2 separate regions of the Homo sapiens genome follow, and region 2 is linked to region 1. Evidence: chromatin loops called from intact Hi-C (ENCODE). Cell type or tissue: endothelial cell of umbilical vein. All regions are shown on one strand. Links, peaks and the distances in the headings refer to the core of each region. The heading gives the core; the rest is flanking DNA.

Region 1 (16,155 bases), core at 4,784-12,783:
TCATTCTGTTGGGTTTCTCTCGCTCTTTGGTGGAAGGGCACCACACTCTCTTCCCGCCCCATCTGCCTCGCTGATTATTTTCAGCTTGGCTTGCAGAGGTCCAACACTGCAATTACTCCCCAACCTCAATGGCTCCTTCTGAAAATAACATTTGGGTCGAAGAAAACCTCAGTCTGGTGGGCTGGATTTTATACTAAACAGTTAAAGAATGGGTGTGGGCAAGGGGGTGGGGGTGGGGACAAGGGAGTGGCACGATGGTACAATTAAGAGAAGAATCTGGAAGAAGGGGAAAGGAAAGGAAATGGAGAGAGGGAAGAGGTGGTGGTGGTAAGGGCTGTTGCAGAAAGAAAATAGATGGGCAGGGGTCATCAATTTTCTAAAAGTCTTACACCAAGTCTTTATTTCTGCCTCTAATTGAAGGTTTTGTTTGCTGTAATAACCCATCCCCACCCCCAATCTTTGAGGCCTGGGAAATTCATGTCTGCCTGGGGCCAGAAGAATTAGTCTATGGGCATACCAATCTTTATCCAAGTTAGTGACCAGATTTTCCAACCCCAAAATAGAAGACACATGGTCTGACATAGGCTTTTTGTTCTCTTTCCAGATGAGAATGGCAGTCTGGGAAATGTAGTTTTAATGTGGATAAGGGGAATTTCTAAGTGTTTCCATGGTCAATGGAGGACAGTAGATAGGATGTTCAAAATAGGGATTGTCACGGACATCAGAGATTTATGGGTTACTTTAGAGAAGAAAATGATATTATTCTAAGTGAAGTAACTCAGGAATGGAAAACCAAACATTGTATGTTCTCACTCATAAGTGGGAGTTAAGCTATGAGGATGCAAAGGCATAAGAATGACACAATGGACTTTGGGGACTCAGGGGAAAGGGTGGGAAGGGGGTGAGGGATAAAAGACTACAAATTGAGTGCAGTGTGTACTGCTTGGCTGATGGGTGCAACAGAATCTCACAGATCACCACTAAAGAACTTACTGATGTAACCAAACACCACCTGTTCCCCAATAACCTACAGAAATAAAACAATAATAAAAAATAAAAAAAGAAGAAAATGAAACATGGGAAATGAGAAACTTTGTCCCATCCAGGTAAAGGGGAGGAGGGGGATCTAGGGAGTGTGGAAAGAAATGCCTGGAAGCACCCTTTGGATTCCAAAGGTGCTTTTAAAAAAAAGGTGCTTTAAAAAATTTTTTTAAAAAATTTAAAGGCTGATTGACCTACCTTCTATGACTGTCGTGAGAATGAACTGAAGTTTGCAAAACGTAGGCCCTTGCACTTAGCACTAAGTAACCAGTAGTTCATGAGTGCTGAGAGAGATTCTTGAATGCAGTTCCTTAACGCTTGTTGGCATTTCTGCCTGTTCTGTGTCACTAACTCAACTTGCCCTGTGGAGACCTCTCAGGGTCAGCCCATTGACCTCTTTGGGTAGTGATGCCAGTGCTGCCCACTGTTACAGAATGTGCCCTCGGAAGGAGTCCTTAGAAGGCTAGAGGGTCCTTCAGCCTTCCATGTGGATGGCTCCATCAATCTGGAGGGGAAAGAAAAGGCCTTCCTCTATTCAGGGCCCACTTTGTTCATTCATTCAATACTATTTTAACGGGTGGCCACCATGTGCCAGGCACTGGGCTGGGTACTGGAGATACAGCACTGACCAAGGCAAGACTCTGTGCTCAAGGAGCTTCTGGTCTAGTGAGGGAAGCAAGTATTTACAGTACGGTGCTATTCAGTGCTAACATCCCGGTAAGTATCAAGTGCCAGGAGAGCACATGGGAGGGGCCCAAACCGAGCCTTAGAAGGAAGAAGAGAACTCTAAACTGGGACAGATGTCCTGAGTTGGTTGGATCAAGGGTGTATGAAGAAATTGATTCTGGGCTGGGCATGGTAGCTCACACCTGTAATCCCAGCACTTTGGGAGGCCAAGGCGGGTGGATCACGAGGTCAGGAGATCGAGGCCATCCTGGCTAACATGGTGAAACCCTGTCTCTACTAAAAATACAAAAAATTAGCCAGGCGTGGTGGTGGGTGCCTGTAGTCCCAGCTACTTGGGAGGCTGAGGCAGAAGAATGGCATGAACCCGGGAGGTGGAGCTTGCAGTGAGCCGAGATCGTGCCACTGCATTCCAGCCTGGGTGACAGAGCGAGACTCCATCTCAAAAATAAATAAATAAATAAATAAATAAATAAATAAATAAATAAATAAATAATGATTCTGCTTATTTTACAGATGAAGAAACTAAAAGCTTCAGATCATAAAATTAGTAACAGCAAAACCAGTACCTGAACCCTGGCTGACTGGATTCTCATGCTCCCCTATGCCAGTACCCTGTGTGCCCATCTCCCAGGTAGCCTTCATCCAGGCCCTGACATTTGATCTTGGCCTTGAAAGAGGGGTAAGATTTGGAGAAACTGTGGGTCCTCCTTGGATAGGGCAGCCATGTAGGCTCTGGAGACAGGCTAGTGGAGTTTGCATCCTGGCTCTGTGATCTTAGGCAAGTTACTTAACCTCTCTGTGCCTCATTTTTCTCCTTTAAAATGTAAACAACATCCACCTTCTGTGGTGTCATAAGGAGTAAGAACATGTAAAGTGCTTAGAATAATGCCTGAGACATTGACAATCACTCAATATGTTAGGTAGTATTACCTCCAGAGTTTTTGTTTGTTTTTGAGACAGGGTCTCACTGTCACCCAGGCTGGAGTGCAGTGGCACCATCATAACTCACTGCAGCCTCAACCTCCCGGGCTCAAGCAATCCTCCCACCTCGCCTCCCCGGTAGTTGGGACTACAGGCACGCGCCACTATGCCCAGCTAATTTTTGTGTTTTTAGTAGAGATGGGTTTTACCATGTTGCCCAGGCTGGCTGACCTCCCAAAGTGCTGGGATTACAAACATGAGCCATTGTGTCCAGCAATTACCAGAGTTTTTCACCAAATGTGGTAGACGAGACAATTTAGCATATATATATATATATATATATATATGGCTGGTCAAGTGAAGCAGTGTGAGTGGAGAAGAAAAGAAAAAAGAAAAGAAAGAAATCTGTAACTGAATGTGATCAGTTAGTTGCAAACACCACTGCACTCGGACCAGCCCATATATATATTTTTTATTTTAATAGTTTTGAATTTATTTTCAGCCTGTAGCTTTGCTAATGTTATTGCTTAGGGCAAAGCTATCTAAAAAAGGGAAACGGTTTAAAGTTAAAGAAAAAGTTAATAAAATAAAAGTCTATTAAAATATATAATAGTGGTGGAATGTGGACATGGAAGCAAACCGTGAAGGCAATATCCGAACAGCTGAAAATTTTGGAAAATAATCGGTGACGTCTCCTGCTCATAAAACCTAAAACAGATGAGCGAGGCAGAGGAGATACTGACAAAGGAGGTATCAAAATCTTGCCTCCTTTCCGCCCCGTAGCCACAATGCCTCCCTTCTTAAGAAAGTGTGTGGTGTGAGGGCCCAGACCCGCGAGGCTTGACTGTGCTTCCGAGCTGTGGATCCTGGACAGTGCTGCGGATCGGGGGCGCAGGAGAGGGACGCCGAATCCAAAGGCCCAAGTCTGGAAACCGAAGCCAACTTCCCAACTTCGCTCTGCCGGTGCGTTTGGGGAGATTTGGGCCTCTCTGATTTTTTTGGATCACTGGGTCAATCAGTCAGCCAATGCCTCGGGAGAAGTTTAATTAAGCTCAGATCGCAGGCGCGAGCTGCCAGAGGTCTCCCTGGCCGACCGGCCCCGCCCCCCGCACATCTGGTGAAAAGCTCCCCCTCCGCCCTTTGGGGCGGGGCCGCAGCCCGCGCATGCGCGTCGGCCCGGTTCCCGGCGCCCCGCAGCAGGACTCAACTCCCAGAACAGCGTTGCAAACTGTTGCATCAGACAGCAAGCAGCCGGTCGGGCTGCCAGGGTTTCTAGGAAGATAGGAAGGGTTTGAGATCCTCTGTGGTCGCCTGGGAGCTTTGGCTGTCACTCACGGTGTTTACATGCCGGTAACGCGATCCCCTAAAATATCAAGCTTGCACCCATCAGAGGAGGGCCATAGCCACAGGTGAAATTCCCTGAACGCCATTGCTCCTGTCCTCACTCCACGCCCTGACCCAGGCGGGACTAACTGAACTGGACTTCGTCTGCTTTATTAATGGCAAGGGCCCTGAAGGAATCAGCTGGGTTCGATTTCTCTTCCCAAGTACAAGAATGCCCCCTGAGGAATTTCTCACTCTGTGAAAGTGCAGAACTAATTTCCCCTGACAAGTGCTATTGCCGGTTCCCAAAAGGGTTTGGAAGGATCCCAGCAGAAATGTTCAGTGGTTTCCAAATCTCTTTACCCCAGCAGCTGGACACACAGACCCTGAGCTAGGAGCCCCTTTGGGCATCCAGAACTTCTTGGTGGGTGGACACACGTCCTTGACACATAGGTCTTCCTTTTGTCGTATCTCAGGCCCCTTGTTATGAAGACTTTGGATATTAGCCAGAAAATGCACAACCACAAATTCATGCACACATATATATTGAGCAGCACACATATACAATGAGTTCTCTGGGTCCAAATGGCTTTAGCAACTCAGGTCAGTGGAAAAGTCGTTCTTACGTTCCCTCACTCTTCCGGCCTCTGGGCCATTCTTCCTCAAAGAGAGAAAATAATGCTGTATCTAGAAGGGATAGGACAAGCTAAGCTGGTGGGTGGGATATTCAAGAAGAATGAGAGCACTGATTTGGAATCTAGTTTTTAAAGGGATTTTCAAGGACATAATCTGAATCCCATGGCTCAATCCTCTTTTTTTTTTTTTTTTTTGGAATGGGTCAAGACCAAGATCATTCAGTATTAATGGATTTTCCAGAAAGACAAAAACTGGCAATTTACCTTGAGCATTCTGCATCTTTAGGGTGTTGATGGTGAAAGTCTATTCCCTGTGAATAATTCTGAGAACTAAAACAGGCCTAATGTCTTCCTTCCCCTTCATTATTATCAATCACTCGATCCCAAGATTAAAAAAAAAAAGACCCAAAAGACTCATAAGCATTATTCGATGCGTCCCTTGCCAGACAGTCACTGTTGTTTGTTTTAGCTAGCATTTTCCTGTGAACAGTGGAGTATTATGTCACTATGGGATTCTCATTGTAATAGATGTTTCATAAATATGACCTGAATTATTTCAGTTGTCACAGTGTTCTTATGAATGGAAGGAAAGCCAACTAGGAAAGGATGGGACGGCATTGGCAGGTCCTGGAGCTAGAACATTCCCAAGTTCTGCTCCTGAAGGTCCATCAGGATCCAAACCTGCCAAATGGGTACCCCCAAGGTGGGGTTCTAAAGTCAGCAGGTATGGTCTCAGGAAGCTGCCCGGAGCTGATAGAATGTCAGATGTGTCTGGTCAGGCATGGTGGCTCATGCCTGTAATCCCAGCACTTGGGAGGTGGGCGGATCATCTAAGGTCGGGAGTTCGAGACCAGCCTGACCAAAATGAAGAAACCCTGTCTCTACTAAAAATGCAAAATTAGCCGGGTGTGGTGGTGCATGCCTGTAATCCCAGCTACTCGGGAGGCTGAGGCAGGAGAATCCCTTGAACCCAGGAGGCTGAGGTTGCGGTGAGCTGAGATGGTGCCACTGCACTCCAGCCTGGGCAACAAGAGTGAAATTCCGTTTCAAAAAAAAAAAAAAAAAAAAGTGTCTGAGTAGTTGTTCCCACATGGAGAAGCAAGTCAGTTACTATGGTGGAGCCAAACCTGAAAGTTGGAGCCATGAAGAAAGGAGCCAGGTGGAGGTGGGAACAGGAGAAGGTGAGCCCATGAGCTCATGCTAGGTTCTCTGCTGTCCTCCCAGCACCTACATATAATGGGCTCTCAATACATGTCTGTGGAGTGAAGGTACTGAAAGAAGGAGGGAAGAAGAAGCAGACTGAGGAAAGGGCAAAGAAGTCCAATAATTTTGCAGGAGGCCACCTGGGATGGCCAGGGTATTGGGTGAAGAGGGGGAATTCTTCCAGTTTAAAGGCACAGGGCAATACAGTCAGAACTATTAAGTGACAAGTCCCATGACTTTGTTTTCCTCGTTTGGAAAAACCTCCAGTTGGTGGTTCCAGAGCTGAGCAGTCATTCTACTTCACCAAGCCTAGTGACATCATCACCTATTGCCTCACCTTGATTGAATTTCCAGAGCAAATTTCTGGAAAAGGGAGGGGTCTGAGGAGTGACTGAGATCTAGAGGACAGGAATATCACCCCAGAAGCAACACTTCAAAACCATAAGCAGGCCGGGCGTGGTGGCTGATGCCTGTAATCCCAGCACTTTGGGAAGCTGACGTGGGCGGATCACCTGAGGTCAGGAGTTCGAGACCAGACTGGCCAACATGGTGAAACCCCATCTTTTCTAGAAATACAAAAATTAGCCGGGTGTGGTGGCAGGTGCCTGTAATCCCACCTATTCGAGAGGCTGAGGCAGGAGAATCACTTGAACCCAGGAGGCAGAGGTTGCAGTGAGTTAAGATTGTGCCATTACACTCCAGCCTGGGCTACAAGAGTGAGACTCCGTCTCAAAAAATAAATAATAATAATAATAATAAATAAAACCATAAGCAACGTGGTAGCCCAGATGGTCAGATGATGCAAGCATGTACTAAAAGGGTGATTTGTTTTACACATTCATTGGGCACTCACAGATTCTAGACACTATACCAAGCCCAGACCCAGACAAAGCTTCTGCCCTAAGGGCTTATGATCTAAATTCCTTGTGGAAAGTCTGTTTTTGAAATGTTTAAGGCATCTCATTTAATCCTCATTTCCATTTCAAGTCATGTACCTCCTTCCTGAGAAACCCACCACATTTTAAGTTTGTAGCTGGCTTTCCTTCTGTTTTTGCTATTTATGTGCCAATTTAAAGGGTGGGGAGAGCCACATTAATTTTAAAATAAAACACAAATAGCAAAATGAGGCTTGGTTAAAGGAAAAACCACAAAAGGGATTTTTTTTTTCTTTCTCCCATACTTTTCAGATTTTCCTAGAACCACCTTTATTTTCTCAGAGCCCAGACATAGAAAGTGAGTGGGCCTCTCCGGATGCTCTTCCAAGCTAAAGCCAAAAGCCTCATTCTTATTCTCTCCTTGCACCTTTAGGTTTTGTTTTTCTGTTCAACATCTGAGTCCCACATTGGGGACTCAAGCTGGTCAAGCCTCCCATGACATGTGGTATTTCTATGCACTCTCAGCGTAGATTTTGATTTGTTTTTCATGATTTGCATCTTACCTCTTCTGTTCAGTTGTTTCAGCGTGTACATTCTGGGTGATGAGAACATAGCTTTAAAGTCAGACACTCCTGGGAAGAATCCCAGCTTTGCCACTTACCAGCCTTGTGACCTCATCCATCAAACAGCAATCATCATCCACACCTCTTAGGGCTGTAGTGAGGATTAATGAGTCAAAGCACATAAAGGGCTCAGCGCAAAAGAAGCACTCTGTACTCGGTAGCTATTATGAAAATAGATCCTTTCATCTGTGTGCGCCTACTTAACCAACCCTCCCCATACCCACCGTATTTTGGAGAAGAGAAAAATTAGTCATTTATTCCAAGTAGATGATGTATCCCTATTTTAAATCACCAGAGGGCGAGAAGGGGAAGCAAGGCTGAATTTGACTTGCAGACATCTAGGCCTTTTAATGGGATGGGAATCAGTGTCCGCGCCTCTCAGCAGATGACAAAACCCGCTGTGCAGGGACTGGGGAAGTCTTGAAGGCCAGTGGTGGGATGGCAGGAGCACAGAAGATGGGGAAAAGTGGTCAGGGAAAGCAGGTCCAGGGCTGAAATGGTGGGCCTGAGGGATGGCAGCCACCAGGAAGGGAAGCTTCTTGCTTCGGGGTTCTGAGTCCAGGCGTCTGCAGGCCGACGTCAGCCTGCCCCGAGGTCCCAGTGACAGTGAGATCCAAGGCGTGTGCGGCAGCGCCCTCTGCCGGCCGCGCGGGGCAGGCGCCCAGCCCAGAGCCCGGCCCCGCAGTTCTGCAATGGGGACTCCAGTTCCCTCCGGCTGCCTCCGCCCCCGCTCCATCCCGACTGAGGACCGCGGACCCGTCCCGGAGTAGATTCCCGGAGACGCCTCCCTATCCTACGCCTGCGGGCTGAGCGGGGACGATGCTCAGACACACCCAATTCACCAGCGGATCGGAGGCCGCAGGAACCCATCCAAACCCCGCAGGGGCTGCGCCTCTGGGACCCAGGGCCAGACCCTGCTGGGCTGTCGGAAGTGGCATCGCCTATGGCCAAGACCGCGGGTTCTGCGTACAGAAAGGAGCCCTGGGTTCGCTTTCTGTCTCGTCCATTTTCCAGCTAGGTGACCTTGGGCAAGGTATTATACTTAAATTTCCATGTGCCTTAGTTGCCTCATCTTTAAGATGGACAGAAGGATCCCGTCCTTAGTGGGTTGACATGAGGATGGCATGGGGTCCGACAGCCGCGGTTGGAATTCTGGCACTGACATCAGCTAGCTGTGTGCCCTGGGGCAAGTTACTTAACCTCTCTGTGCCCGGGTTTCCTGCAAAATAGGGATGATAATGGTACTTACCTCCGAGGGTTGTTGCCTGCAAAGCGCTTAACACAGCACCTGGCACAGAGTAAGCGCTCAATAAATGGTGGCTACTATGGCTGTGGTCGTTATTATTGTTCCTAAAGGCGCTGAGCACACGAGTGGAGCTCTAGCTGGCAGCTATTATTAGTCTGTTTCTTAGGTCCAGCTATTTCTTTCCGGGCATTGTTCAAATCTTTTACCAAGAGCTCGCGTCCTTATCAGTAACCGAAGGACAGCCGGCCTTCCAGAGTTTGGAATGAACGAGGTTCCCCCGGAGGAGGGCCAAGGACGCGGCCGCGGGCTGCCGGGACCGGGACCTCCCGGAGGAAGCCCGCGCCGCGCCGCCTCCGCCCGGGCCTCCAAGAGCGCGTCAGAGCCGCAGTGACGTCGCCGGGCCTGCACGTGCGGGGAGCCTGGAGGGGGCCGGGAGGGCAGGAGGTCGGGCCGCTGGCAAGAGGCGCCTCGGGCCGCGCTGGGACCCTGCCCTCCGAGGCGGCCAGAAAAGCTGCGGGAAGGCCCGGCCTGGGTCCGCTGTTCCGCGCCTGCTCGCGCGGGGTGCGCTCGGGGCGCCGCCTGCCTGCAGCCCCGCGGGGAGGCCGGAGATGCCGACGCCCGCTCCGGGCCCCGGGGCCCGCTCAACCTGGCCGGGGGAGCTGAATTCCCGGCAGCCATGCGGCGTCGGCGCGGTCCTTTGCGCCCAGTCCCACCCGCCCGGATCCCACTCGTCGCCGTCCCCCAGCGACTCCCTCCGTTTCTTCCCCCTCTGTCCTCCGTCCGGACCAGCTCGTTTGCTGTCAGCGGTGGAGAGCCACTCTCAAGAGGCACCTCCCACCTCCGGCTCCCCGCCTGCAGCCCGGGCGCGCCCATCCTATCGCCCTCCCGACAGCTCCACGCGGTTGGCCCCGCGCGCACCGCCACTCGCCGCGTGTTGACCCGATTATTGTCTATCGCAGAGATGGCGCGACCGCCCAGCCCCTCGTCCCGATGCCTCGCCTTCCCTCCTGAACACTTCTCCAGGCACTCTGCACTCCATCCTCATTCCCACTTCATCCAGACCTCCCCGGCGCCCCGCCCCCCTTGGCTGTTGACACATTCCCCTCAAAGGTCTCCCCTGCATGCCTGTCTTCTTCAAATCCATCCTCCTCGCTCTGCCAGAACAGCCACCTGCAACCCCTGTTTTGCCATGCCTCTCGGCTTGGGGCCGCCCGGTCTTCATGGATGCCCTAGTCTGCCATTTTCTACACCACGCCTCCCGAGCTAGGCTCGGAGGCTGGAGCCCGCTGGGGCCACACTCTTGAAGGTCCTCAGGTCTTTGCTGCAGTTAGGCCCTATCCAGAGAATTTTCCCCTTCCTCCCTTCTCCCCCTCCCCCTACCGGCTTCCTCTTACTCATCCTCCAGAACTCAAGATGTGAGTCACCTTTTCAAGAACGCCCTCCCTGTTCCGCTATCTGGCCGAGTGAAGTGTCCCTGGGCCGCCTGCTGATTTTGTCATATTTAGGGGAGAGGCTTGAGCCTTCAGGATGGCCTGTGGGGTCCTGCATGGTCTGTGCACACCCCCTTCGCCTCCCCTCCCCTCAACATCAGCTCCTTTCTTCCCCTGCTCTGGCCACACAGGGGGTCTCAGTCCCTGGCCCCTACCTCACCTTCCCAGTCCAGCCTCTTAGCGCAGGCTTCTCTGCCTGAAACACCTTGCCGCCCTTCCTCTTCTACTCAATTTTCAGCTGTCATCTTAAGTAAGACTCAATTCGTCTGAGAAGCCTTCCCTGACCCACCCACCCCCAACTCAGTGGAATTCGCCTTTAATAGGTCAAAGTGCAATTCAAAAAAATTTAAAGCATACCAAAAAACTATAGCGAATAATATAATTAATCACTATTCTGTGTGCCTTCCCCTCCCCTAGCCACGTCTTTGTCAAAGCTTAACATTTGCTCTATTTTCTTCAGATCTTTTTTAAAGGACATAAAACCTCACAGATCTAGTCTTCTGAACTCATTTCTGTCCCTCCCCTATGGTAATCACTTTCTGCCTTTGAGTTTTACCATTCCTATGCATACTTTTGTATTTTTGCTACATATATTTGTGCCTGTAAGCACTTTACAGAATTGTTTGGTATGTTTTTAAACTCTGAAGAAATACCATTATACTGGGTATATAATTGTGCAACTTGCTTTTTTCACCCAGCAGGATAATCTTGAAATGTGTTCACATGGATACACGTAGTTCTAGATTATGCAATTTTCACTTCCTATTTGGGTCCCATTATATGAGTTCACCATACTTTATTTACCAATGTCCTTCTGAAGGACATTCAACTTATTTTTAATTTTTTTTCTGTTAGAAACAATATTGTGATTAGTATTTTTTATACCCATCCCCTTGTGTGAAAGTAAGTCTTCCAGTAGCCACTTGGGTGCAGAATTGCTGGATTCAAGGCAGAGGAACTGGCAGCTTTACTCAGCATGACTAAAAGTTTTTTCAAAGTGGTTGTACCATTCACAGTCTGATAGCAATATATGGAAGTTCCCATGCTTGGCATCCTCAACAACATTTGGTATTGTCAGACTTCAAAATTTTTGCCAAGCTGATGGGTGTGAAATGGCCTTTCAGTGTTTTAATTTGCAATTCCCTGTTAACAGGTGAGACTGAGCACACTTTCATTTGTTTGTTGGCCATTTCCTCATTTTTAAGTTGCTCATTGGTTTATTTGACAGTGCTTCTGTTAGATTATCTCTTACTATGAGTAGGAGTTCTTTATATATTCTGAGTACTAATCCTCTGTCAGGCTGTGGCCCATCTGGTGTCTTTTATTGCACTCAATTGCAATTTTAAACATGTATAATTATTTGATGAATGTTTGACTTTCTTATTAGATGGTAAGCACCAAGAGAAGAGGAACTATCCACTGCAACTAGTGCAGTGTCTAACACATACCAGAAACTCAATAAATACTTCTGGACTGAATTGTATTGACATTATTATTATTATTATTATTATTATTATTATTATTATTATTATATGTTTGCCTCTTCAGCTGTCACCCTCAATGTCCCACAAGGCTATCAACTCCTTGAGAGTGATATTTTATTCATCTTTGTATCTCCAACACCTATTATAACACAACACATCTGGCACATTTTATATACCCAATACTTTTTAATTAATTTCCTTTGAACTTTCTCTTCTTTCCCTCACCTTTCTCCTCATCCCATCTTCTATCTCTGAACCCAGTTATATTACCTATACAATGAATGATAAAGACCTCCTAGGGTGTTGGTGAGAATCACCCGATACAGTGGATGCGTTAAGTAGAGCAGTGCTTGGCACATAGTTGGTGCTCAATAAGCAGTGACTTTCAGTATTCCTACAACAATCATTTTGGTGACTAAGGATACACTCTGCTTAATTTTAACAGACAAAATTCTTTCAGAGAGAGAATAAAAGTGAACCTTCTAAAGATCTGGTGACCATTTTTTTCCCCGTTACTGGCATTTGACCCACAATATAAGGCTCAGTCCCAACGTGATCTCTGAAAAGCATCAAATATCATTCTTCTCCTTTTCTTTTATAAATTCCAGAAATATCAAAGGCATATGAACCATACATAGAATTCAAACCTTTAAGTAGAAACACATAAAGGCCAATTCCAAGTCTTTGGCCAGAAGTTGGAGAGCAGAAAGGAGGTCTGTCGGGGATACTAGAGGTGGGATTTAGTGGCTGCAGCCGAAGACAAAAGCAGAATTCTTACCTCTGTTTCCGACATCTGTCATTGATTGTGTGACTTTTGACCTATTTATAAAATGAAAATAATAATTCTTGCTTTTTCTAGACATTGAAATTCACTAATGAGTCATTTGAAAATGCTTTGTGACCCTCAACGTGAAAGGCAGTTTGAGTATATTTAAACATAGCTCCTCCAAGGTAGATGGGCCAGCAACATCTGTCCCTACCACGCAGGAACATGATCTCTATTCTGCCAGACAGGGAGGCCCAGGAAGGTGGATTTTGTCCGCCCAGACTTGTAAGTTACCGACAAGCAGGGGAAAAACCCAAGAGGGAAGTCCTCGTTCTGTGCACGCACCCCCTTCACCTGCGGCCTGACATTTGCAGGAATGATAAATCTCAGGGCAGTCTTATTTGATCAAGATGTAATACTAGGCAGAGGCCTGTCATCTCTAGGGTTTCAGCTCCGCGGGAGGAAAGCAGGTGGCTGCACTGGGTCTGTTGCAACGTGAGCCCACCAGAGAGAACAATTAACGCAGTGACCGCTGGCAGCCGCCTCTCCCCAGAAGGGCCGAAAGGAGCTTTGCTGAGAGATGTAACAGGAGAAGGTGGGCTGAACCCAGAAAGCCCCTCTGGAGGCTGACCTTCTCCTCAACTCAGAGACCTACAAAAGGGCCAGGAAAAGCAGTAGAGATGGCTGTTTGACAACTCCATGTCGTAGCGTCCTAGGGTTAAGCTGACCCCTACTGCTGTGGGAACCAGCAACAACACTGGAGCTGGAAGACCAAGCTTTGAAATCCAACTGTGAAACTTACTAGCTGTGCAATTTGGTCACTAACCCTCTGTGACTCAGTGCCTCAACCGTGGGTATCATAAGAACACTGACCCATCAAGTTTGCTAAGGAAGATTAAATGAGAAAAGGTAGGTGATAGTGTGCCACACAGGGAAGGGGCTCCATCATTACTTATTAAACTGATTCAAACACTAAAAACTCATTTAAGACTGAGCACAACTCCCTCCCTTAAACATTTTTTTGTCTTTTTTTTTTAAATTCTTAAAGCAATGCTTGAACATGATAAAACAAAAACAGAAACAAAAGCCACAACAGCACGAAGTGGGACACAGTGAAAAACAAACATCTCTCCCATGGGAAACCCTTGTCACCCATTTCTCTTCCCCTGGTGGCAATAAATGTTACCAGGTTCTGGTGAATCTTTCCGAAGATATTCTATGGATATACATAAAGGATCTATGTAGGTTTTAAACTGTGCCTCTTTTTATACAGCTAACATGCTATGTACATTCTTCTTATAGTTTGCATTTTACCCCCACTTAATGTAGCCTGGAACTAATTCCATGTAAATTTATATAAAGCTACATCATTCTTTTTGAGGCCGCAGGGTGTTACACTGCATTTATTTACCAGTCCTCTACTGGTGGACATTTAGGTTTTTATTAGTTTTCTGTGTCAGCTGTAACAAATTGCCATGAATTCAGTGCCTTAAAACAATATAAATCTATGATCTCACAGTTCCGCAGTTCAAAAGTCTGAAATGAGACTTGCTGGGCTAAAATCAAGTTATCTGCAGGACTGTGTTCCCTCCTGGAGACTCTAGGTGAGAATCTGTTTTCCTGTGCTTTGCAGCTTCTGGGACACCTGCATTCCTTGGCTTGTGGCCCCTTCCTCTGTCTTCAAAACCAGCAACAATAGGTTGAGTTTTTCCTCCAATCACATCACTCCAACTCTCCTTTTCTACCTCACTCTCCCACTTTTTTTTTTTTTTTTGAGATGGAATCTCACTCTGTTGCCTAGGCTGGAGTGCAGTGGTGTGATCTTGGCTCACTGCACCTCCATCTCCCAGGTTCAAGCAATTCTGCCTCAGCCTCCCAAGTGGCTGTGATTACAGGTGCCTGCCACCACACCCAGCTAATTTTTGTATTTTTAGTAGAGATGGGGTTTCACTGTGTTGGCCAGGCTGGTCTTGAACTCCTGACCTCAGATGATCTGCCCACTTCAGCCTCCCAAAGTGCTGGGATTATAGGCGTGAGCCACCTCGCCCAGCCTCTCCCTCTTCCACTTTTAAGAACCCTTGTGATTGCACTGGGCTTACCCTGATAACCCAGGATAATCTCCCTATTTTAAAGTCATCTGTTTAGCAACCATAACTCCATCTGCAACTTTAAATCCCTTTCCCATGTAACATAGCATATTCACAGGTTCTGGGGATTAGGATATGGACATTTTTGGGGGGCTATTACTGTGTCTACCAAAAGATTATTTCATATCTTTTGCTATTACAACAGAACTGATGAATATCATTATATAAACGTTGTTTCTACCTGTGAGTCTATATGAAAGATAAATTCTTAGAAGTGGACTTATCTGGGTAAAAAAAAGTGTGTTTCTTTAAAATGTTTGGTATACTGAGAGTGACACTGTAAAAAAATTTTTTTGGTAGGTAGGTATTGTCAAATTTTGCTCCAATGAAATGAGGTTGTAGCAATTTACACAACTACCACCAATATATAATACCATTTTTTTGGTTTTAATCAGTAGTCTTTATTATTTTTATTTTTTTTGTTTTTAAAATGTGCTTTATTGGAACTTTTATTTATTTTATTTTATTTATTGTATTTTGTTTTTAATCTTCTTTAAGTTCCAGGATGCATGTGCAGAATACGCAGGTTTGTTACATAGGTATACGTGTGCCATGGTGGTTTGCTGCCCCTATTAACCCGTCATCTAGGTTTTAAGCCCAGCGTGAATTAGATATTTCTCCTAATGCTCCTCCTCCCCTTGCTCCCCACCCCCCACCTTTTTTTTTTAGCAGTTTTATGTTAACAGAAAATTGATCAGAAAGTACAGAGAGTTCCTGTACACCTCCCCCTCCCCCCTATAGTTTCCTCAATTATTTACATCTTTTATTAGTGTGGTACATTTGCTATAATTGATGAACCAATGCTGATACATTGTGATTAACAGAAGTCCATAGCTTACATTAAGGCTGTTTCTCAGTGGTGTACATTCTGTGGGTTTTGACAAATGTATAAAAGGCATGTATCTACCATTACAGTATCATACAGAATAGTTTCACTGTCCTAAAAATCTCCTGTTCCAACTATTTATTCCTCCCTCTCTCCCCACTGCAACCCCTGACAATAACAGATTTTTTTTTGGGAGGGGGATGGAGTCTTGCTCTGTCACCAGGCTGGAGTACAGTGGCGCACTCCGCTCACTGCAACCTCTGCCCCCCGGGTTCAAGTGATTCTCCTGCCTTAGCCTCCCGAGTAGCTAGGACTACAGGCATGCTCCACCATGCCCAGCTAATTTTTGTATTTTTAGTAGAGACAGGGTTTCACGATGTTGGCCAGGATGGTCTCCATCTCTTGACCTCGTGATCCGCCCGCCTTGGCCTTCCAAAGTGCTGGGATTACAGGCGTGTGCTTCCGCTCCCTGCCAATAACAGATTTTTTTATTGTCTTCATACTTTTGTCTTTTCCACAATGTCATATATTTGGAATTATACAGAATATAGCTTTTTTTTTTCTAGCCGGGCGCAGTGGCTCACGCCTGTAATCCCAGCACTTTGGGAGGCCGAGGCGGGCGGATCACAAGGTCAGGATATCGAGACCATCCTGGCTAACACAGTGAAACCCCGTCTCTACTAAAAAATACAAAAAATTAGCCGGGCGCGGTGGCGGGAGCCTGTAGTCCCAGCTACTCCGGAGGCTGAGGCAGGAGAATGGCACGAACCTGGGAGGCGGAGCTTGCAGTGAGCCGAGATTGTGCCACTGCACCCCAGTCTGGGCGACAGCGAGACTCCGTCTCAAAAAAAAAAAAAAAAAAAAAAAAGATAGGCTTCTTTCACTTAT
Region 2 (13,507 bases), core at 229-8,228, 320 kb after region 1:
CAGGGCCTGCACATACCAAGTGCTCAATACCTGTTGAAAGTGGATTGGAATGAGAATCTCCCCTCCCATGACCTGGAAAGGGGGCTCAGGCTGTGTCATTTGCCCAACTTCTGGCTGCAAAAAGTGAGGCAAACTCAAAAGAAGCTGTGGAAAGCAGCCCAACCTGAGACCCCCTTTCTCTGGGAGATGGGGAAGGTCAGGCTTTGGGTCTCTGGAGGGCAGGGATAATGGTTGCTATGGAGACTGATGGTGGCTCCTTGTGCACCCAGAAATTGAGAAGGGCCATGCACTGGCCACTCAGGCGTCTGGAGCTTGAGCCTCCAGCCTCCCTGATCTTCATCTGTAGCCTAAAGCTGGGGTGGGGAAATGTGATTCCCTCTCCAGGACCCTCAACAGAGACGGTTTGTGGGGGTTAAACATGTGAGACCAGGCCAGAACAGTGGCTTATGCCTGTAATCCCAGCACTTTGGAAGGCCAAGGCAGGTGGATTGCTTGAGCCCAGGAATTTGAGACTAGCCTGCTCAATGCGGCCAAACTGTATGACTGCAAAAAATACAAAAATTGCTGGGCGTGGTGGCATGTGCCTAGTACTTGGGAGGCTGAGGTAGGAGGACTACCTGAACCCAGGAGGTCAAGCCTGCTGTGAGTTGTAATCACACCACTGCACTCCAGCCTGGGTGACAGAGTGAGACCTTGTCTCTAAAAACAAACAAACACCATATGGGATCCATAGTTGGGTGCTGGCCCAGGATGAGTCTTCAATAAAGGGGCTGGGGGAGTCAGTGCAGGAAGCTGGGTCTGCAGATCTCACTGTAGTCACTCACAATGTTGGCCCTTCTTCTGGCTCAACCTCACCACTCAGGGAAACTGAAGTGCTGAGATACCTGCTAGGCCCCCAAGGGGTTGTTCTGGGGGCGTGGAGGGAGAAAGAGGGACACGTATGGGCATATAAACAGGTGCTGTTCCTCTTGGCCTAAGACCCATTTTGACCCAGCTCTGCCCAGGACTTTGCTGTGTGACCCTATTAGACGAGTGAGGCTCCATCTCTGGGCCTCTGGTACTCTCGTAGGTAAATGTTGGACTGGTCTACCTCTCTTCCCCTGTGACTTGGGGCAAACTGAAGGAGAGAGGATACGGCTCAATCTGCCCAAAGGTCCTTCCAGCCCAACAAAGACGGCCAAGCCCAGGCAGGGGGCCAGGGAGCAGGGGAGGGGCCTCCTGCACACACCGCAACTCTTTGTCTCTGGGCCCTAATCCGGCCTGGGATCTAGAGAGGAAATTCAGGCAGCCCTGCTGCTGCCAAGCTGGCTAGACCCATGCTCCCCTTCCCAGTTCTGCAGGGAGGGAGAAGAAACTGGTTCCAGCCCAAGCCCCTTCCTATTCTGTCCTGGGGAGTCTGCCCCTCTCCCCTCCACACCTTGCTCTCAGAATCAGGACCTCCAGCCCAAGGAGTGCTGAAGAACCTCAAATTCTCTCTCTGTACCCTCTCCACAGCTGCAGAGGGAGGGCTGGAGGAGTGGCCAAACTGGAGGTTTGAGGAACAAGTTCACTAAGGTGTTGGTGCACAGCAGGGCCCTGCAGGGCTCAGTGGCTCACACCTATAATCCCAGCACTTTAGGAGGCTGAGGTAAGCGGATCACCTGAGGTCAGAAGTTCGAGACCAGCCTGGCCAACATGGCGAAACCTCGTCTCTACTAAAAATACAAAAATTAGTCAGGCGTGGTGGCGGGCGCCTGTAGGCCCAGCTAATCGGGAGGCTGAGGCAGGAGAATTGCTTGAACCTGGGAGGCAAAGTTTGCAGTGAGCTGAGATTGCACCATTGCACTCCAGCCTGGGCGACAGTGAGACTCCGTCTCAAAAACAAACAAACAAACAAACAAAAAACAAGGTGGGGCAGAGGAAGGGAGAAGGAGCCTCACCTTGAGGGCCCTGAGCCTAGGTCCTAATCCCAGTTGCTAACTGGCCTTATGACCAAGGAGCCTCAACATGTCACAGCTTTTGTGGGCTGTGGGCAGTAGGAGAGAGGGCACTGCCACTGGAGACCTGCGCTGTGGCCTCTTTGGCCAGTGCCTTGCTGTGCCATGTGGGACAAATCCTTTCCCCTCCTTATTGGGCCCTAATTTCCCATCTGTGAACAGTTCATAGCAACTTGGGGCTGCTGGGAGGAGGGCAAGCAAGCCTGGAACCCAGAGCGTGGCCAGAAATGATGTCGACGATGCCCATGACCACCTCCTCTGTTCTCCAAGACCTTTGCCTCTCCTCAGGCCCCTGGTCACCTTTCCCTGGGTCTTCGTTCTTTGATGTGAGAAGAGGGCAGCTTTAATCCCCCACCTGATAGAGAAGAAAACTAAGCTGTGGAGTAGGGTGGAGTGAGGGAGTGGAAGGAAGGTTGTGGTTTCCTGGTGAGGTGTGATGCTTAGACCTGGTCTCTAAAAATAAAATTAAAGTTAAAAAAAATGAATTAAAAAAAACCGCCTAGTCTCTGAGGTCAGAAAAGACCAACACTCAAATTTTGGCTGGGCGTTCTTAAAAGGATGCTTTCTTCATCTGGAGATATCTGGTGGAGAGGATTAGGTAAAATAATGTATTACTATTCTCAGGGTACCATAAATCCGCTGGCCCGCTCCCTCAGGCCACTGGCCCACGGCTCCACCCATGTCACGCCCCTTTCCCCGCAGCCAATCAGCGCTACCTCCCCAGAGCGCCCGTTCCCTCCACCACTCGCCGCAGATCTCCCGGTGCCACCCGTTCCAGGGAGGCTGCTTGGTTTGGGAAGATACTCCCCAGGGGTCTCCCCTTCCCTTGGGGGCGCAGCTGAGGACTGCGAGGTGCGTCCGAGGGCCAGAAAGCTGAGATCGATTCTGAGTTCAAGGATCAAGTCTGCCCTCAAACCATTTTACAGATCGGGAAATCCGAGACCCAGAGAAGGGATACTCCCGCCCAAGGGCCACCGAGCCGAGAGAAGCCCGGGCCAGGGCTTTCTTCGCGTATGTGGGAATGCAGGCGCGAGCCCTTTGGGGGGCACAGTCCATACGGGAGCTGAGGCCGAAGCCGGAGCACTAACTGTGCTGTCTAGGGGATCGAGACGGCACTAGAGGGCTGGACTCCTTACTGCCTCAGTTTCCCCAGCACTACCTTTGTTGAGGAAACGGAGATGGGGATACTGGCCGAACGCGCGCCTGCTGAGACACAGTGCAACTGTATTTAGACGCCCCGCACCTCCCCAAATCTGATCGAGGCTCCTTTTTTCAAGCACCCGCTATCTCTCAGCCCTTTAAAATCCGGCCCTGCCGTTCGAGTCTCTCGGCGTTCCATTGGAAAGACTCGGGGCTCCAGCTCCCTTCTCTAGAATGAACTGCTCTGACTGCCGCCCGGCTTTACCGGAGCTTTAACTGCGCAGGCGCAAGGGCAGCCAACCCGGTAAACGGAAGAGCTGGGTGCTGACGGCGCTGGGCGGGTCAGGGGCGGAGAGCGTGCTAACCAATGACTTGAGGGAGTAGGGGGCCGGGTTTGGGCCCTCAGTTGCTAAGGGCTACCCGAGTGGGAAGCGGTTCAAGAGATGGGGTGAAGGGTGGTTCACCGGTTCTTCAAGTCCTCAGCCTTCTGGCCCGCGGAAGTTAAGCAACCAAGAGGCGGGCCTAAGACCGGAAGCAGGAAGGAGGGCGCAGGAAGCAGGGCGCCGCAGCCTGTCGTACGGTCCTTCTGTGGGTCTGTCGGTGCCGAGGGCAGGATGGAGAAGCTGCGGCTCCTGGGCCTCCGCTACCAGGAGTACGTGACTCGTCACCCGGCCGCCACGGCCCAGCTGGAGACAGCAGTGCGGGGCTTCAGTTACCTGCTGGCAGGTGCCACCCTGACCTTTGATCAGTTCCTTCTGGGCCCTGACCTATGACCCCAGTGGCCCCCTTCCCTGCGGAGTCAGGGTAGTGATCGCTGTGCTTGAGAAGACCCGTCCAGGTTCCCAAAGGGCGTAGGGAGGGGATTTCCGGGACCCGAAGACGAAATGTGAGGCAGATGCTCACTCACACCTCCTTCTGTACCCTCTCCCCAGGTCGATTCGCCGATTCGCACGAGCTGTCAGAGCTGGGTGAGCCGGGCTCTGGGGGTGGGGGATGGGGGATCGGCTGCCTGGCCCCTGGTGAGTTCCCCAGAGAGGGTGAGCACCCCAGCCCGAGGACCTGGGCTGCCCGTTAGACACCTTGTGCTATGACTGAATCGGCACAAGGTCTGTTGTTCATTGTCCTGGGCCCTCCATGTCCCTAAGTCAAGAGACACGTCTGGGGACCTTATCTGAGTATTCACTACTGGCCAGGCGCTGGACTAAGTGCCTTTCTTACCTTTACTTGTTAATCCTCCCTACAGTCATATTAAGTGGTACTTATTGTCATCACTGTCCATTTAAGGAAGAAGCTCAGTGAGGTTAGAGAACAGTCACTGATGGTCCCAGAACCAAGATTCAAGTCTAGATCTCCCAGATTCCAGGATTCCCAGATTGTAACTACCTCAAGAGTGTTTGCCCAGTGACTGCTGTCACAGTCCTGAAAGAATGCACTGGGTTTTGAAAAGCAGAGGTGAGGCCAGGTGCAGTGGCTCACACTTGTAATCCCAGCACTTTGGGAGGCAGAGGCAGGTGGATCACGTGAGGTCAGGAGTTCGAGACCAGCCTGGCCAACATGGTGAAACCCCATCTCTACTAAAAATACAAAAATTAGCTGGGCATGGTAGCAGGTGCCTGTAGTCCCAGCTACTTGAGAGGCTGAGGCAGGAGAATTGCTTGAACCTGGGAGGCAGAGGTTGCAGTGAGCCGAGATTGTGCCATTGCACTCCAGCCTGGGCAACAAGAGTGAAACTCCGACTCAGAAAAAAGAAAAGTGGAGGTGGAATAGACCCTCAGGAACAGGCTGCCAAGAGAGAAAGGGCCAGGAGGTGGGACCGTGTATCTGTGGCAGTTCAGAGAGCGATGGGCAGTTGTGGGCAGCTGGATGACCAGTGCCATCCAGCAGGGCAGTAACTGGCTTGTCACTGAGATTGACCCATCCTTTCTTGGTCCAGCCACCCTTGTGAGATCATGTTGGGGAGAGGGGAGTGCTGAGGAAGTGGGTGGAGAAGAAGGTTGGTTTCCACATAGTCTGTGGGTGTCTGAGCAGAGCATGTGACAGGTGATCCCTGCAGCTCTGGGGAGAAGGTGAGAGGGATGGAGGCTGCAGAGCCAGCCTCTCAAGGCCACTCTCTACCCCTCAGTGTACTCTGCCTCTAACCTGCTTGTGCTGCTCAATGACGGGATCCTACGGAAGGAGCTTCGGAAAAAGTTGCCTGTGGTGAGAATTCTGCCAAGAACAGGGTGGGAAGCATGGGGACTCAGGAATGAAATAGTAGCAGCTAGCCCATGCGTGCAGCACATGTCTCATGGAGTATGAGACAGGCCTATGTCCATCTGAGCCTCAAACCATCTCATTAGGTGACCTGTAAAGTGTGAGTATTCCCATCTTAGATGAAGAGACTGTCTCAGGTGAAGAGAGGTAGAGTCAGCTGTTTCAGGTCCCCCAGCCTGTTAATGGTGGAGTTGGTGTTTGAACTCACACCTGCACAGTTAGGCTTGGAAAGGGGAAGGTCCACATCTCTTGTCAGAGAAGCTCCCTCCTAGGAGAAGGGCCTGGGACTCCCTGTAGTCCCAGGCCCCCTGACTTCTTGGCCTGGGGTTCTTGCAGTCGCTGTCCCAGCAGAAGCTGCTGACATGGCTGAGCGTGCTGGAGTGCGTGGAGGTGTTCATGGAGATGGGAGCTGCCAAGGTGTGGGGTGAAGTGGGCCGCTGGCTTGTCATCGCCCTCGTCCAGCTGGCCAAGTAGGTTGGGATTGTGGAGAGGGTCCTGGGTGGGGGTGACGCAGGCTAGCTACACAGATGGTGCTCAGCAGAGCATCCCTGGCCTCCCGCCGGCTAGCCACCTCCCCACAACCCTGACATACTCCCCGACCCAGGGCTGTACTGCGGATGCTCCTGCTGCTCTGGTTCAAGGCTGGCCTCCAGACTTCACCCCCTATCGTTCCACTGGACAGAGAGACCCAGGCACAGCCCCCGGGTGAGCTACTTCCCCAAGCCCTGGAGCGGAATGGGCCATGGGACTAACTTGAGGATTTAGATCCAACCAGCATGAATACAGTAGTATCTGTTTATGGAGCACGCCTGTCCCTATCAACTATGTGTTCTCATTGCCATGTATTCGACAGAGAAGACAATGATGCGGCTAGGGACAAAATCAGAACACGAACCCAGTACTTGTCATGGCCAGAGTCATTCATTTTTGTAGCCTGCAGGAAGAGGGAACAGATGGGATGCCGCCAACCTCGACTCTGAGCCTGGTTCTGTGTCCAGAACCATAGCCTCTAGAGGCAGGAGGCAGGGCACGCACCACATCTGTCCCTTCAGGGCTTTGGGCCCATCCCGTCAGCTTCTGGGCCTCACTCTCTGGACATTGAGTTGGGGCCGTTCATTGCCTCTCATCATGATTGTTTTGAAGGCAAAGGATTGAGAGGAGACGGCCCCTCTGGTGCTGTGGTCTCCATAGATGTGGTCAGGCTGGGCCTTCCCTGCCTTGCCTGTCCATGGGTTCCGGGAGGCTGGCTCTGGCCACAGCTATGCTGAGCTTTCCCCAGGCTAGGGAGGGCTGCAGAGTGCTTTCCTCTGTGGACGGGTCTTGTGCTGAGCCGCCACCCTGCTTGTAGTTCCCTTGACTCAGCTGTTGCCATAGTACAAGCTCATCTGTTCTCCCCTTAGCTCCTGAGCATTCACTGCACACGTTCTTTGCAGGCTCCGCTGGAAGCATGTCCCTCTGACTGTATGGCCTTCTGTCTATCCCTGCTAGATGGTGACCACAGCCCTGGCAACCATGAGCAGTCCTACGTGGGGAAGCGGTCAAACCGGGTGGTGCGAACCCTCCAGAACAGTAAGTGGAGGATGTGGCTGGCCTGGGCACCTAGGTGCTGTCTGCCTGGGCTTGAGGGACTGGCTTTGGTCAGCAGCCACCTTCCCCTGCCCCAGCCTGGGCCTGGCTCGCTCATCTGCCGCCCTTGTGTTCTAGCGCCGTCCCTGCACTCCAGGCACTGGGGAGCTCCCCAGCAGCGGGAGGGACGGCAGCAGCAGCATCACGAGGAGCTGAGTGCGACCCCCACCCCCCTGGGGCTGCAGGAGACCATCGCAGAGTTTTTGTACATTGCCCGGCCGCTGCTGCACTGTATCCTTAGCGCGGGGCAGGATAGGGCTGGCACTGTGGGCTGGGGATTGAGTGGGGAGTGTGCTGAGCAAGGCCCCTGTGCTGGAGACATCCTTGACGCCTTGGCCGTCAGTGCTCAGCCTGGGCCTGTGGGGTCAGAGGTCGTGGAAACCCTGGCTCTTGGCTGGTGTTGTGGACGTGACCAGGTGAGCCTGGGCCTGCCTGGGGCTTCACTCTCCACTGGGCTTTCTGCTATAATCCTGGCCTCACATAGGCGGGGTGGCAGCGGCCCCTGCTCCTCCTGTTGCTGCCCCTCTGGACACCCAGCCCATGGCTCCTCCCCTTCCGTGGGCCTAGATCATGCCCCTGGCCCTGACCATGTCCTCCCTGCCTCCCAGCCTGAGCCTCCTGAGTGACAGAAAGGGCCTGACCCGGAGGGAGCGGCGGGAGCTGCGGCGCCGGACCATCCTGCTGCTCTACTACCTGCTGCGCTCTCCTTTCTATGACCGCTTCTCCGAGTAAGCACCCAGGACACCCTGAGCCAGGGAGAGGGCTGGCAAGCGGGCACTGGTGCTCCGGTCCCTGCTGGCGCCTTCCCTTCCCCACGCCTCATCCAGGGTTCACCAAGCACTGTGTGTTGTCCGGGTGGCAGTCACCAGATGCCAGCCCAGTCCCGCCCGCAGAGCTCTCTGGGCCATCAGGCCACTTGAGCAGGAACTTAAACATTGGTTGGCAGGAGAGGCACTGAGGGCAGGGCTGAGGGCATTGCCAGGTGGCCCACAGGGATGGCGACAGGGCGGGCGCCCATGGCCTCTAGCTCATTTCCACTTCTTCCTGCCAAATAGTTTGGCTTATCCTCACTTCTCAGAGGAGGACCTGGAGGTTCAAGGAGGTTGGGCAACTTAAAGACACCCAGCTAGCCAGTGGTAGAGCTAGATCCCAAACCCAGGATCTCCCCTGGCCTTCCCTGCCTGGCCCAGCCCCCACTCAGTCACCTGCGAGGGTCCAGAGCTCCCAGCCTGAGAGAGGCCTGCTGGGTTGAGCAGGGGGCAGCTTGGGACTAGTTCTTCCACAGGCCTGCCACTATGACTGCTTGAGGTTAGACCACAGTCTGACAGGGGGAAACCCTGTGCAGTGGCTGGGACTGTGAGGCAGACAAGGCTCCCGGGACCCCCTTTGTCTAGGACCTAATAATAGCTTAAAAACTGGCATAGGCTGGGCAGCAGTGGCTCACACCTATAATCCTAGCACTTTAGGAGGCCAAGGCAGGAGGTTGGCTTGAGGCCAGGAGTTCGAGACCAGCCTGGGCAACCCAATTCTACAAAAAAAAAAAAAAAATAATAATAATTAGCCAGACATGGTGGTGTGCGCCTGTAAGTCCTAGCTACTCAGGAAGCTGAGGCATGAGGATCAGGCCAGGAGGCTGAGGCTGCAGTGAGTTATGATCACTCCATCCCACTCTAGCCTGGGTGACAGAGTAAGTCCCTGTCTCAAAAAAACAAAACAGAAAAAAAAAAACAAAACTGGCATAGTTTAGCCAGGCACGATGCCTCACACCTGTAATCCCAACACTTTGGGAGGCCGAGGCGGGCGGATCACAAGGTCGGGAGGTAGAGACCATCCTGGCTAACATGGTGAAACCCTGTCTTTACTAAAAATACAAAAATTAGCCAGGTGTGATGGCACACGCCTGTAGTCCCAGCTATTCAGGAGGCTGAGGCAGGAGAATCGCTTGAACCCAGGAGGCAGAGGTTGCAGTGAGTCGAGATCGCGCGACTGCACTCCAGTCTGGGTGACAGAGCGAGACACTGTCTTTTTTTGTTTGTTTGTTTTTGAGATGGAGTCTGGCTCTGTTGCCTGCCTAGGCTGGAGTGTAGTGGTGCAATCTTGGCTCACTGCAAGCTCTGCCTCCCGGGTTCATGCCATTCTCCTGTCTCAACTCCTGAGTAGCTGGGACTATAGGCGCCCATTACCATGCCTGGCTAATTTTTTTTGATTTTTTAGTAGAGATGGGGTTTCACCGTGTTAACCAGGATGGTCTCGATCTCCTGACCTCGTGATCCGCCTGCCTCGGCCTCCCAAAGTTCTGGGATTACAGGCGTGAGCCACCGCGCCTGGCCTGACCCATCTTTTTTTTAAAACAGAAAAAAGAGTAAGGCTGCTCCTTCTGGACCACACCCTGGCACCTCTCTGGACCCTGCTCCCTGTCCTTTAGGGAAACAAAGGCCCGCCTTGGCCTCCTAAAGTGCTGGGATTATAGGTGGAGCCACTGCACCCAGCCAGCCTTCTTCTTTTCTTTTCTTTTGTTTTTTGGGACGGAGTTTCACTCACGTTGCCCAGGCTGGAGTGCAATGGCGTGATCTCGGCTCACCGCAACCTCTGCCTCCCGGGTTCAAGCAATTCTCCTGCCTCAGCTTCCCAAGTAGCTGGGATTACAGGTGCGCGCCACCACGCCCGGCTAATTTTGTATTTTTTAGTAGAGATGGGGTTTCTCCATGTTGGTCAGGCTCGTCTCGAACTCCTGACCACAATTGATCTGCCCGCCTTGGCCTCCCAAAGCGCTGGGATTATAGGCATGAGCCACCACACCCGGCCCCCAGGCTTCCTCTTTTCTTGCTGCTCAGACAGACATATAAGGAGTCAGGCCGCCTTCCAGATGTGTAGCCTTGGGCAAGTTATTTGATGCGCCTGTGCCTCATTTCCTCACCTGTAAGATGGGGATGATGACAGTACCCACTTTGTAGGGGTTCAGTGACTAACGCGTACAGCAGTGCGTGGGGTGTAGTAAGCACGTAGCGCTATGTATTGTCATCAGCATCCTCATCTCACCCGAGTTCCCCTGTGGAAAACCCTCCTGTCTTAAAAATCAGGGCCTTGGGCCTTGCCCCTTCCCCTGAACCAAAATGTGCCCTCTTCAGTACTGTGTCCCCTACCAAGGTCCTGACTACTCTCATTGGTGGCTTGTGAGGTTTCCATGCAGCCCAGCACTTCTGCCAGACTGGGGGGCTTCCCGAGGGCAGGGTGGGGTTGTCCTCCCTGGACCCTCCACCATACTGCCAGGGCGCTGCTCCACATGCGACCCTCTAGAGGCCTTCAGTGTTGGATGTCGGTGGAAGGGGAAAGAGGAATGGGAGGAGGTGTTGTGGGTCAGCGGCCACCCCGAAGCTGAGCTGGTGGAGGGTGGAGGCCAGAGCCAACCCCAGAGGTCTTGCCCTTGTGTACCGGGCTTTGTCCTAGCTCCCAAGAAAGTCACCTTTGTTTTCTGGAATGCGCTGCATTCGGCACGGTGGTCAGTGAAGGCCTCTGGGCCTCCTGGTTTGCAGGGACCCACCCCCACCCCACTCAGCTTGCTCCCCATTTATTGCCTCCCCCAGGGCCAGGATCCTCTTCCTGCTCCAGTTGCTGGCCGACCACGTCCCTGGCGTTGGCCTGGTCACAAGTAAGCAGGGATGGGGACGCGATGACTGTAGTGCTGGAAGGCGCATGCATGCAAGCACCTCCCTGACTCCTCTGTCTCCTTGCAATTTGATTCTTGGCACAGTCAGGAGAGGAAGTCGGGAAGTCAGGATTGGGTGGGACTGCCCCTGGGCATAGGCCAGGGTGGCCTGAGGAGCCAGGGATGGCTGGAAGGAGGGTGTCCACTGGTGGGGGGACCACATCAGCTGCCAGCTTTTTTCTGGTCACAGTATCCTGGAGCGATACGGGACCATCTCATCTTGGGGGGATTCAATGGCAGAGAAGGGGTCCACCGGGCTGCTGAGATCCTCCCTCAGCAGAGGCCCACTGGGCTTGGGTTGGGTGACTGGACCTGACTCAGGCCCCTCAGTGTCTACCCTGGCTGAGCTTCTCTGGGCCTGAGGGTCTTTGTAAATGGTGCCAGAGTCCCCTGCAGTGCTGCCTCCTGGGGGCAGGGCAAGACAGCCAGCTGGGCTGGCTCCTGGGCCGCAGGGGTGAGGTGCTGTATGTGGCGCCACAGTGCAGATTGGGGTCTGGCCTGCCCTGATGTGTCCCTCTCCCACTGCAGGGCCGCTCATGGATTACTTGCCCACCTGGCAGAAAATCTACTTCTACAGTTGGGGCTGACAGACCTCCCGGAAGGAGGGTGTGGGGAGGGGTGGGGCAGGGAGCCCCTCTTCCCTAATAAAACTGACTCCGGCAGCGTCCCAGCGTGCGGCCTCTCCGTGCCTACCGGCCAGGCCCCACACACAGCCCTGGTCGCCACCAGCGTTCCTCCCAGGACACCCTTGACTGCGCTCTCCTGTGACGATGCCACTGCAGCCCGCACCTTGTCACTGCTGGGCCAAGAAGCCTTCACTAGGAGTGGGATCCAGGCTCCTCTCCCACAGAAAGCGGTGACTTCACCTCATGGAGCCCGGGAAGCTGCTCGCCTCGGCAGCCATAGGAGCGAACACTGCTGCTCTCTCGCTGGCCCCTGGTGAGGACAGGAAGCCTGAACCCGGGTGATGGCTGAACGCTGCCCAGCGTGTCTTCTGGCTGGGGCCCTCCGTCTGCCCCTTCTCCGCAGGGCCCTGTGGCTCTGGCAGCCCCAGGCCATGGCGTTGCCAGCCTCCCTGTGACAGAGCCTGGTGAACAGTGAGCCTGGCTCCCACGCAAGTGGCACTTTAAGCCCTGCATCCTCGGTTGAGAGTAAAAGGCTTTTCTCCCTTAGAAAAAGGACATCGGGCACTGGCCAGCACTGGGGAGGGAGTGGGAGCTGGACAGGCTCGGGGAGGAAGCCGGGGCCAGTTCAGGGGGTATGAGCTGGGGTTTCCCCATGCTTGCCCTGCAGGCTCCAGAGGCCGGGTCCACCTGGAGCCATGCAAGCTGCTATGGGGGAGGGCCTGGACAGGGTGGGCCGCAGGCTGGTCGTCTTCTCCCTGAACTTAGCCTGTCCTCAGCCACTGGCCCTGTGAAGAGCCAGCCTCTCATGCTAGAGTTTCAAACCCACAGAGAGGGCTCCATCTACACCTTGGTCCTCCATGCCTCAGCTCCTCCAAGACACACTGCTTTCCCCAGGGCCCTCTGAGGAGCGCCCCCCAGGTCCTCACCCACAGGCAGGGGAAGGGGCTGCCTGGGCTCCCATGGCCTCCAGCTTAGTGGAACAGGCGTTTCTGGGCACATGCCTGGCCATCAGAAACCAGCAGTGAAGCACAGTCCCCTGCCCTCCGCCTCTCACCAACGGAGGAAACAGGCATGTGGATGCAGGCACCACACTGGGGACTTGGCAGGAGGTGGCATGTCCAGAGCGGGGTCTAGCTTGGGGGTGCCCCGGTAATGGCAACTGCCTACCTGCAGTGGTGACAGAGGTGAAGGGTTTCATCGGGCTCCATTGGCCAAGCCTTGACTCAGGCAGGCTTGAAACCGGTAGAACTGTCCAGTTTTTCGGTAGACAGCCTGCAAGGGGCCGCTGTGTGCCCAGGGTCACAGCTCTGTGGAGCCATGGGAGGTGGGAGCTGGACGCTGGAGGGGAAGGTCGGGGCCAAACTGAACATAGCATCACATATCCAGGGGAGAAACTTGGACCTGGTCTATGGTAGGCGGGGAGGGGTCTGTGTTTGTAAATATTCCAGCAGCCTGGTGGAGGATGCTTTGGTGGGCAGAGGTGGAAGAATGGGGGCCGTGACATTGGAGGCAGTGGTCTGTAGCAGTGGGAGGGGCAATGGCAGTGGCAGCAGACATAGGGAGATTAAGGGTAACCCCAGCTAGTCTTGGGGACTGGCGTGGAGGAAGAGGGTGGTGTCTAGGAGACGAGGAGCAAGAAGGACGAGGGGCTTTGGGGTTAGACAGAGTGGACAGAACTCCAGGTTCCTGGCAGGGCAAGCCTTGGTGGGCACAGGATGCTGAGGCAGGCTCGTGGAGACGTGTTGTCTCCAGGACTTATAAAGGGAGGTGGCCACTGGGAAGTGAGTGCGGGAACAACATGCAGAGGGTGACGGGGCTGAAGGAACCGCCAGAACTTGTCAGCCTCCGGTACTCAGGACCAGGAGCATGAATGAGGCCACTGGAGGAGCCAGGGTTGGAAACAAGGGACTTCCCTCCCTGGGCCCCTCAGCTGTCAGAGGAGAGCGGCTGGGCCAGCTGGCAGGTTGGCCATCTCAAGCAACTGGATTACCAAAGCTCCAGAGCCCTGGGCTCGGCCCTCAGGTTCTGATACTACAGATCTGGGGTGGGGCCAGGGATTTTGTTTTGAAGGCTTGCCATGGTTCTGGTGAGCCAGGTTCGCACTGCAGGTATAAATGGGCTGAGCCTGGCTGCTGAGTGGAGAACCAGGAGCCAGCCAGAGGCCTTCTGGTGGCACCTGC

What was found. Peaks named below come from ENCODE experiments on the same cell type or tissue, not always from the same donor. Only the 100,000 strongest peaks of a DNase experiment are listed, where the experiment ranks them.
Region 2: a loop joins it to region 1, with 10 times the contacts of the local background. A loop is called at or near these places in 3 of 110 quality-filtered maps.

Annotation. Positions count from the first base shown.
Region 1 is chr11:46,231,111-46,247,265 of GRCh38, reverse strand. LOC124902669 (translation initiation factor IF-2-like) reads right to left here and starts at 9,877. Exons shown (of 1, transcript XM_047427965.1): 1 at 7,537-9,877. The coding sequence starts at 9,427. The coding sequence ends at 8,717. RefSeq lists silencers at 3,685-3,894, 7,862-8,071, 8,898-9,217, 9,328-9,377, enhancers at 2,973-3,906, 3,907-4,840, 9,963-10,012 and a cis regulatory region at 3,338-4,220. In endothelial cell of umbilical vein, for the core only: a CTCF peak has its summit at 7,961 (motif pointing left); DNase peaks (open chromatin) are centred at 7,945, 8,785, 9,365 and 9,925; H3K4me3 peaks cover 1,895 bases; H3K27ac peaks cover 2,337 bases.
Region 2 is chr11:45,908,035-45,921,541 of GRCh38, reverse strand. It overlaps PEX16 (peroxisomal biogenesis factor 16), which reads left to right and starts at 3,665. Exons shown (of 11, transcript NM_004813.4): 1 at 3,665-3,842; 2 at 4,049-4,084; 3 at 5,239-5,315; 4 at 5,706-5,839; 5 at 5,974-6,074; 6 at 6,858-6,938; 7 at 7,074-7,226; 8 at 7,339-7,411; 9 at 7,604-7,723; 10 at 10,580-10,644; 11 at 11,230-11,879. The coding sequence starts at 3,731. The coding sequence ends at 11,288. RefSeq lists enhancers at 3,841-3,910, 3,857-4,609, 13,003-13,507. In endothelial cell of umbilical vein, for the core only: no CTCF peak of the experiment used is centred there; DNase peaks (open chromatin) are centred at 2,701 and 3,491; H3K4me3 peaks cover 1,810 bases; H3K27ac peaks cover 1,569 bases.